Regions from separate parts of the Homo sapiens genome. Here all the other regions are linked to region 2. A link is a loop called in an ENCODE intact Hi-C map of the cell type or tissue named here. Cell type or tissue: heart right ventricle. All regions are shown on one strand. Region 1 has its middle 27 kb from the start of ULBP1. Region 2 overlaps LRP11 (LDL receptor related protein 11). Region 3 has its middle 8.5 kb from the start of RAET1L.

Region 1 (2,500 bases), 150 kb after region 2:
GGTTCAAGCGATTCTCCTGCTTCAGCCTCCCAAGTAACTGGGATTACAGGCGCCCGCCACCATGCCCAGCTAATTTTTGCATTTTTAGTAGAGACGGGGTTTCACCATGTTGGCCAGGCTGATATCGAAATCCTGACCTCAGGTGATTCACTGGCCTCAGCCTCCCAATGGGCTGGGATTTCAGACATGAACCACTGCGCCTGGCCCCTGTCCATTTCTTTAGGCACACTGAGATAGGGAAGCCGGAAGCGCGCATGGGGTGGGGATGCCTGCAGCTGCAAGAAGGTGCCTGGGAACAGGCACAGAAACTCTTCATCCTCTTTTGTCACAGGCAGATAAGCAGCGCAGAGCAACACAAACCAAGAGCCTGACTGTATGATCAAAGAATGGGGTGTGGGCTGCTAGAGACTCTGCCCTATGCAGATGGCACACCTGGTCCTAACCGCTTCTTCGGGCCCTATGGAGATAAGACACCCCCTCCTCACTGGCCCATTTATAAAAACTCTGACATTTTTACTACAACCTGGCAACCCGTTCGGGACACCTCTCTGTGACAGAGAGCTGTTCTTTCCTTTCTCCCATAAAACTCCTGCTCCAATCTCACTCCGTGGATTTGCGTCCCCGTCCTTGATTTCCTTGGCCGCGAGACCAAGCATTTATTCCAGGCGACCAGCTGTTTCACTGCCCTTAGTTTCTGGTCTCGTTTCCGCCACTGTGTTTTCTCGGGCCGGGAGAAGCAGTCCCAGGGACGCGACAGGGGCAGAAGGAGCCCTGCGTGGGGAATTGAGAAGGGTGCGGCGCGGTCAGAAAGATCCGTCCTCCGCGACGCCCTCTCCTCTTTCTCCGACCCATTCCTGGAACTCACCGGCTCGCGCCGTCCAGGGACAGTCCTGCAGCAGAAGCAGAGCCAGAATGCAATGAATCAACGTGGGGCCCTCAGCCAGCGCCTTTGGGACCGGGACCTGGCGACGGAATGCCGAGGACACCGGTGTTCGCCGCGCAGGGGAAACTGCGGAGCTTCCCGCTGAGCCGTGTGGGGCTTTGGTCACCCGGGTGGAGCCGAAGCGCGGAGAAAAGTCCTGACGTTTCACTCCTCCTGTCTCCTGCTTCCCATCCTTTCCAGGAGATCATTTCACTTCATTGTTTTGCAAATCTTTTCTCCCATCTGAGCGCTGCTTCTTTATTGTCTTAAATGAGTGTTTCACAAAGAGCACGGATTGGGTTTTGTACTTTTTCTGTGTGGTTGGTTTTTGTGTGTCTGTGGGTGATGAAATCGGGTCGGAGTCGCTCTAAAGTCATTTTTGTCTCTTGCGCGCCTCAGGGAGGATATTAAAGGCTTTTGTGGATTTCAACCGCTAAAGCCTTTCCTCAAAGTTCATTGCGAGGGGTTTCAGTTCCGCCCGGCAGCATCCCTCAGGGTTCTGCGCGCTCCCGTGGCACCGTCTGCGCCCGAGCTCCGGTCCCGTCCCGATTGCCTGATGCCCCGCAGGGAGCGCCCAGCGGCCGCCGATGTCCCACCAGCAGGCACCGGGCGCCTAGCGGGACCCGCGGGCGGAACTGCCTTTGGAAGACGCGTGAGAACTCCACCCCATCGCGGCAGGGGACAGTTATTATCTCCGAGCTTGAGGTGAGGGGAAATCAGAGGCGGCTGATGGTTTCCTCCTACAGCCTGGTGCTGGGCGCGGGGAGGACTTTACACCCAGCTCCTGCCGAGACGTGACCTTACAGCTGGGGTCCTTGGGGCTCCAAAAGTGCGGCTTCCGCGCGGATCCCATTCCTGCTTGCTTTGAGGCTGCTGGTGAGCGGCGCCTGCGCAGGGGAAGTTGTGTGCCCGAGTTGCTTACTTGTGTTTTATTGATCTTCTAGACTGCTCTTGTTAGAAGAGAAGTGATTTCTTTGAACTGCTTGGGGTTAGAAAGAGAGCAATTTCTGAGCTGTTTTTTGTTAGAAGGAAAATTTTTTGCCGTGGACTATTTTTACCCTATCTACCTAAATGATTTCTTTCTTATCTCCTATAACAGCAGGAGGATGGGAGGGACGAGAGGATTGGAGGGGGCCAGAGGACACGGTGGGACTCTATGTTGAGGCTTGAGTCTCTGCTCAGTTAGGTGAGGTTGGACAGAGGTTTGCATCAATGCCTTGAGCCGGCGAGTCTCTCCCCAGTGCTGAGGGCTTTGTGTGTGTGGTGCACTCCTGCCCCTGCCGCACTCAGGCGGGCAGCTGATGTCACCACTGCAGCTCCACTTCCTGCCCGCACAGAACCTCCAGGTCAGCCAAAGATCAGAGATGTGGCCTTCTCAGGTGCTTCCTGGGCACGTGCCAGCCCCTATGCACATCTCATTCCCCAAATCTTTCTCTCAATTTCTCCCACTAGCCTCTTGTTTGCCCTACATGCAAACGGTGAGGTTGTATAGTTGGAATGATTGCTTTTAGCCAATGCTCTGAAGATCTGGCTTTTCCCCTAGAAAGAGACCTCAGCAGGTCAAAGGAGGACAAACCC
Region 2 (2,500 bases):
TCATGCATCCTGATCAATAATATATTGTTGAACAGGCATCTCCAGTTTATTTATTTATCTATTTATTTGAGACGGAGTCTCGCTGTGTCGCCCAGGCTGGAGTGCGGTGGCACAATCTCAGCTCACTGCAGCCTCCAGCTCCCAGGCTCAACTGACTCTCATGTCTCAGCCTCCTGAGTAGCTGGGATTACAGGCGTGTCCCACCACATCCGGCTAGTCCGGTTTATTTATAAATAATACGTGCATACTACTGTACTAACATGGGGTGTATCTTATAAAATATACTCAAATTTTAAGGAAAAAAATTAAAAATCAGCAAAAATATAAACTCTGCTGTCTTCTTTCTCACCCTAAAAATGTCTTGAACAACTCAGGGGCATCCTGTTTGGAGACTGCTGAGTTAGATCATGTTGGAAGAGCTTGCTGGCTTGCTGTTTGATCATTTTTCTAAGCATGAAAAATGTTCAAAATGTCAACTTATTAAAAATTGAACCAAGTTATGATCATATAAGCAGGGTACCTGCTCATCTGTCTACCTCAGCTAGTGTCACCCTTGGTTACCATAACATCTGGGTCATTCATTGCAAGACCAATACATACAATGCAGGGGAGGGAAACACTTGTCTCTTCTACCTCTATTTTCCAATGTCTCTCTGTGGTGTTTTATTAACTTTAATTCATAGCATGTTATTCCAATATAACCACTAAGTGATTCTAGACAGCAGTTAGTACTTCACCAATTCCTTTTTATTTTCCATATAAAGTTACCCACACAAGACCTATACTCAAGCGGCCACTGAGTAATCAAAAATGATTCACACACCACTCTCTGCTACTTCAAATACAGTTTATTATCATCTTGGAGAAGGGCCAGAAATTTACAGCTGGCAATTTACCTCTGGAGCCCGGAAAGCTGCCTGAGGAAATAAACCAGGACAAACAAGTGGCCGGTGAGGTGCTGGCCATCTGCTCATATCAGTGCAGGCCCTTCCTCCCTCCCAGGCACTTCAGCTGTACAAGAGCAATCCTTTTCTGATTTCTGTGGGGATGACAGGGTATCTGTGTCTTTTTCCCAAGAGTCCCTTCCTCCCAGAGTCAGCACTTGACTCAGACCCTGTCCAGGTGAGTCCCGGTACCCAGGGGGAAAGCCCTCTAGAGGGCGCCCAGATCTACAGAAGTGAGCCATCCCTGCTGGAGACAATGTCATGTCTCCACTGGTCCTGGTGGCCAAGGGACCAATGATGTTTTGAGTAGCTGCCCAGCAAAGGGACTCAACAATGTTTTGAGTAGCTGGCTGGCTCTCCTGTCCAGCTGCAATGAATTAGCAGGGCTGATGGAATCCGGGCTGAGCTGGACAGACTGTTTACTCGCTATCACTGGTGACCTCACAGTGCTGGCACGGGCTGGAGTTTGGTGCCTGTCCTGTCTGTGAATGGTTACCCTGCTTCCTTACAGTAAGCTTAACCCCTGGCTGGACAGGTTGTCATCAGCCAAACAAATTTTTAATGCCGCCTATGAAAATTATCAAAGTTGACAAGTCCTTAGGATCCTAAAATCTCTAACTCCTTAGAAAATTTCATTTCCAGTATGCATACTAACCTCAGTTTTTGATAGAAGGCTAGATCCAATATAGTACAAGTAAATCACAGTCCTGTTCCAACTCTTTTATCCTCATTCTGCACTCTGCTGGCTTAATTACCATCTGGATCCTGAGTATTGAATACTGAGAATTCAAAAATGTCACAGACTTACTGCAAGTTTACCAGAGTCAGGGACCACCAGTGCACCACTCTATCCCCAGTGCCTGGCAAGGACCCTGCACACTGCATACACTAAGAAAATACACGATGACCGAGTAACAGGATATTTAAATGTACAAGACCTTAGCACCTCTCCAGAAGTGAATTGTGTGTGTGGTGAGGGGTTCCCTCTACAATACTACAATATCTTTAGTGTCGCTAAGTTCCATGCAATGGATATTTTAAAAAATTTGATGACCTAATCTTTCTTAGACATGTAGACGTTGGGCTGGGCGCGGTGGTTCACGCCTGTAGTCTAAGTGCTTCGGGAGGCTGAGGCGGGTGGATCACCTGAGGTCAGGAATTCGAGACCAGGTTGGCCAACATGGTGAAACCCTGTCTCTACTAAAAATACAAAATTAGCAGGGCGTGGTGGTGCACACCTGTAGTCCCAGCTACTTGGGAGGCTGAGGCAGGAGAATCACTTGAACCCAGGAGGCAGAGGCTGCAGTGAGCCGAGACTGCACCACTGCACTCCCACTCCAGCCTAGGCAACAAGAGCAAAACTCCCTCTCAAAAAAAAAATGTAGATGTTTAGAAAAGTAAGAAACATAGATGAATGAAATAAGTTTTACATTGTTACATTGTACAACAGAATGTGAGAACCATCATATGTATTTAAAGTTATATTATTAATATAACTGCATCTGCGTAAAGTGTCTATGAAAATGTGTAGGTAGCACTTTCAAATTGATGGGTCC
Region 3 (2,500 bases), 180 kb after region 2:
CACCAAATATGGGTATTCTCAGAACTGCTAGGGAGCTGGCTAGTGTGTGTTTAGTGTGTTTATCAGCATGTAATGAGGTCCCAGGTGAAACCTAGGTCAAATCCAGGGCCATGTTGGATCCACTCATTCTTAGTCAGCTTGGTCCACATGCTGTTTCTCAGCAACTTATCAGCCCAGAGCCACTGCAGATATTTCAACAGATTTCTTTTGCTAGTCACCTGAAACTGCTGCCCAAAATTTTCTATTCTTTTGAGACCACCGTGTAGTATACCTGTCTCACTTTGGAGAAATGTCTATTCAAATTCCTTGCATATATTTAAATTGGGTTATTTCCCTTTGTAATATTGAGTTGGAAGAGTTCTTTATATATTCAGAATAACAGTCCATTACCAGATATATGATTTTCAATGATTTTCTCTCGTTCTGGAAGTTTTTTTTTAATCTTCTAATTGGAGTTCTTTTGGAAGCACAAAAGTTTTACATTTGCATGAAATGAAATTAAACTACCTTTTATTACGCCATTTGTGCTACTGGCTACAGGGAACGAGGGGTGGGCAGGAAGCCCCCTGGAGTCCCTGACTCCCTCCACAGCAAGTCAACCAGAAAATCAATTCAACATTCATACATGCATGTTATCTCACACACACACACACATGCACACACACAGAGACATGCAGGCACAATCTCTCACACACACTCACACCACACAGGCACACACATTCACAGAGACACACATACACAAATGCATGCAGAAATACAGACACAGCCATGCACATACACGGGCACACAAAAAGACACACAGAAACACATGGGAGAAACTGCGTGTCATCTTGAGAGTTGTCATGTCGAGCCCATCCTGCCCACACACCTTTCACCTTGGGGGCTGTCTCCCAGCTCATGAAGGAGTTCTGAAGCCATCAAGCAGGCAGTCACTGTGTGATCTGAAACACTCAGACAGCTCCTCACTCTGATCTATCTTCCTGGTCCCCTTGGGATGAAGCAGCGTCCTGTTGGTTTTCACTGCAGCAGAAGAGAATCCTCCCCCAGGGCAGAACTGCTGGGCCACCAGAGTACCCCTCTGCTCTTTGCCCTCAGGGCATCTTGATCTGCAGGGTGGGAGGAACTGCCCCAGTCCTCAGAAATGAACTCTTTATGGATTCCTCTTCCACCATGATGTCAATGTCTCTTTTGTCTTCTCTAGCCCTTGGCTGTGGATCCCAGGTTGTGTGCCAAGGAGCTCAGGGCACAAACTCGCTGTTGGCAAACCCTCTGGGCTTATTGAAATATTTGAAAGATGAACAGTGCCATCTGCTGGAAAAGACTGGAAAGTACCAGTCCAAGGTATTTCATAGTTCCAACATCAGACTATGCACCATTACAGGTTACAGGTATGCACCACCACATCTGGCTAATTTTTGTATTTTTAGTAGAGACGGAGTTTCACCATGTTGGTCAGGCTGGTCTCAAACTCCTGACTTCATGATCTGCCCACCGCGGCTTCCCAAAGAGCATTTTTTCATGTTCGTTGGCCACTTGCAGGTCTTCTTTTGCAAAGTGTCTGTTCACATTCTTTGCTTATTTTTTAATTGGAATTTTGTTCCTGCTTGTTGAGTTGTTTAAGTTCCGTGTAGATTCTGGATATTAGAGCTTTGCCAGATGCATAGATTGCAGATATTTCTCCCATTCTATAGGCTGTTTACTGTGTTGCTAATTTCTTTTACTGTGGAGAAGCGCTTTAGTTTAATGAGGTCACATTTGTCAATTTTTGTTTTTGGTTGCAAATGCTTTTGGTGTCTTCATCATGATATCTTTGTCAGGCTGTATGTCCAAAGTGGCATTTCCTAGGTTATCTTCCAGGATTTTTATAGTTTTAGGACTTACATTTAAATCTTTAATTCATGTCGAGTTATTTTACATATATGGTGAAAGGTAGAGGTTCAGTTTCGTTCTCCTACACATGGCTAGCCAGTTATCCCAGCACCATTTATTGAATTAGGACTCTTTCCTCATTGCTTTTTTTGTTGATTTTGTTGAAAGTTAAAAGGTGTGAAGGTTTCTTTCTGAGCTGTCTATTCTGTTCCACTGATCTAAGTGTCTATTTTGGTACCAGTACCATTCTGTTTTGATCACTGTAGCCTTATATTATAGTTTGAAGTCAGGCTATGTGGTGTCTCTGGCTTTGTTCTTTTTGCTTATGATTGTTTTGGCTATTTGGGCTCTTTTTTAACTCCAAAGAACTTTTAGATTAGATTTGTCTAATTTTGTGGAAAATGACATTGGTATTGATAGAGATAGTGTTGCATCTATAAATTGCTTTTGGAAGTATGGCCATTTTAGCTATATTGATTCTCCAACCCATGAGCATGAAATATTTTTCCATGTATTTGTTTTGTCTCTGATTTTTTTCAGCCATGTTTTGTAGATTCTCTTTTTCCACACAAAGTCTGGCAGAATCACTCATTTATTACTCCATATCATGGAGGAAAAATGAAATAACATT

The links. Hi-C counts contacts between places; a loop is a spot of excess contacts. Peaks named below come from ENCODE experiments on the same cell type or tissue, not always from the same donor. Only the 100,000 strongest peaks of a DNase experiment are listed, where the experiment ranks them.
Region 1: it touches region 2 in a loop (2.2-fold over the local background); 8 of 110 quality-filtered maps call a loop at or near these places.
Region 3: a loop joins it to region 2, with 9 times the contacts of the local background. A loop is called at or near these places in 61 of 110 quality-filtered maps.

The regions. Positions count from the first base shown.
Region 1 is chr6:149,989,420-149,991,919 of GRCh38, forward strand. No RefSeq gene overlaps it. Among named protein-coding and RNA genes, the nearest start is that of ULBP1, 27 kb to the left of the region's middle. RefSeq lists a silencer at 1,346-1,405 and an enhancer at 1,566-2,149. In heart right ventricle, no CTCF peak of the experiment used is centred here; a DNase peak (open chromatin) is centred at 1,529; H3K4me3 peaks cover 765 bases; H3K27me3 peaks cover 2,500 bases.
Region 2 is chr6:149,839,605-149,842,104 of GRCh38, forward strand. The region is part of intron 3 of LRP11 (LDL receptor related protein 11); the gene reads right to left. All of the region lies in intron 11 of RAET1E-LRP11 (RAET1E-LRP11 readthrough), which reads right to left. Among named protein-coding and RNA genes, the nearest start is that of RAET1E-AS1, 23 kb to the right of the region's middle. In heart right ventricle, a CTCF peak has its summit at 1,139 (motif pointing right); a DNase peak (open chromatin) is centred at 1,287; H3K27ac peaks cover 1,187 bases.
Region 3 is chr6:150,015,791-150,018,290 of GRCh38, forward strand. No RefSeq gene overlaps it. Among named protein-coding and RNA genes, the nearest start is that of RAET1L, 8.5 kb to the right of the region's middle. RefSeq lists an enhancer at 1,156-1,395. In heart right ventricle, CTCF peaks have their summits at 1,309 (motif pointing left) and 1,508; a DNase peak (open chromatin) is centred at 1,321; H3K27me3 peaks cover 2,290 bases.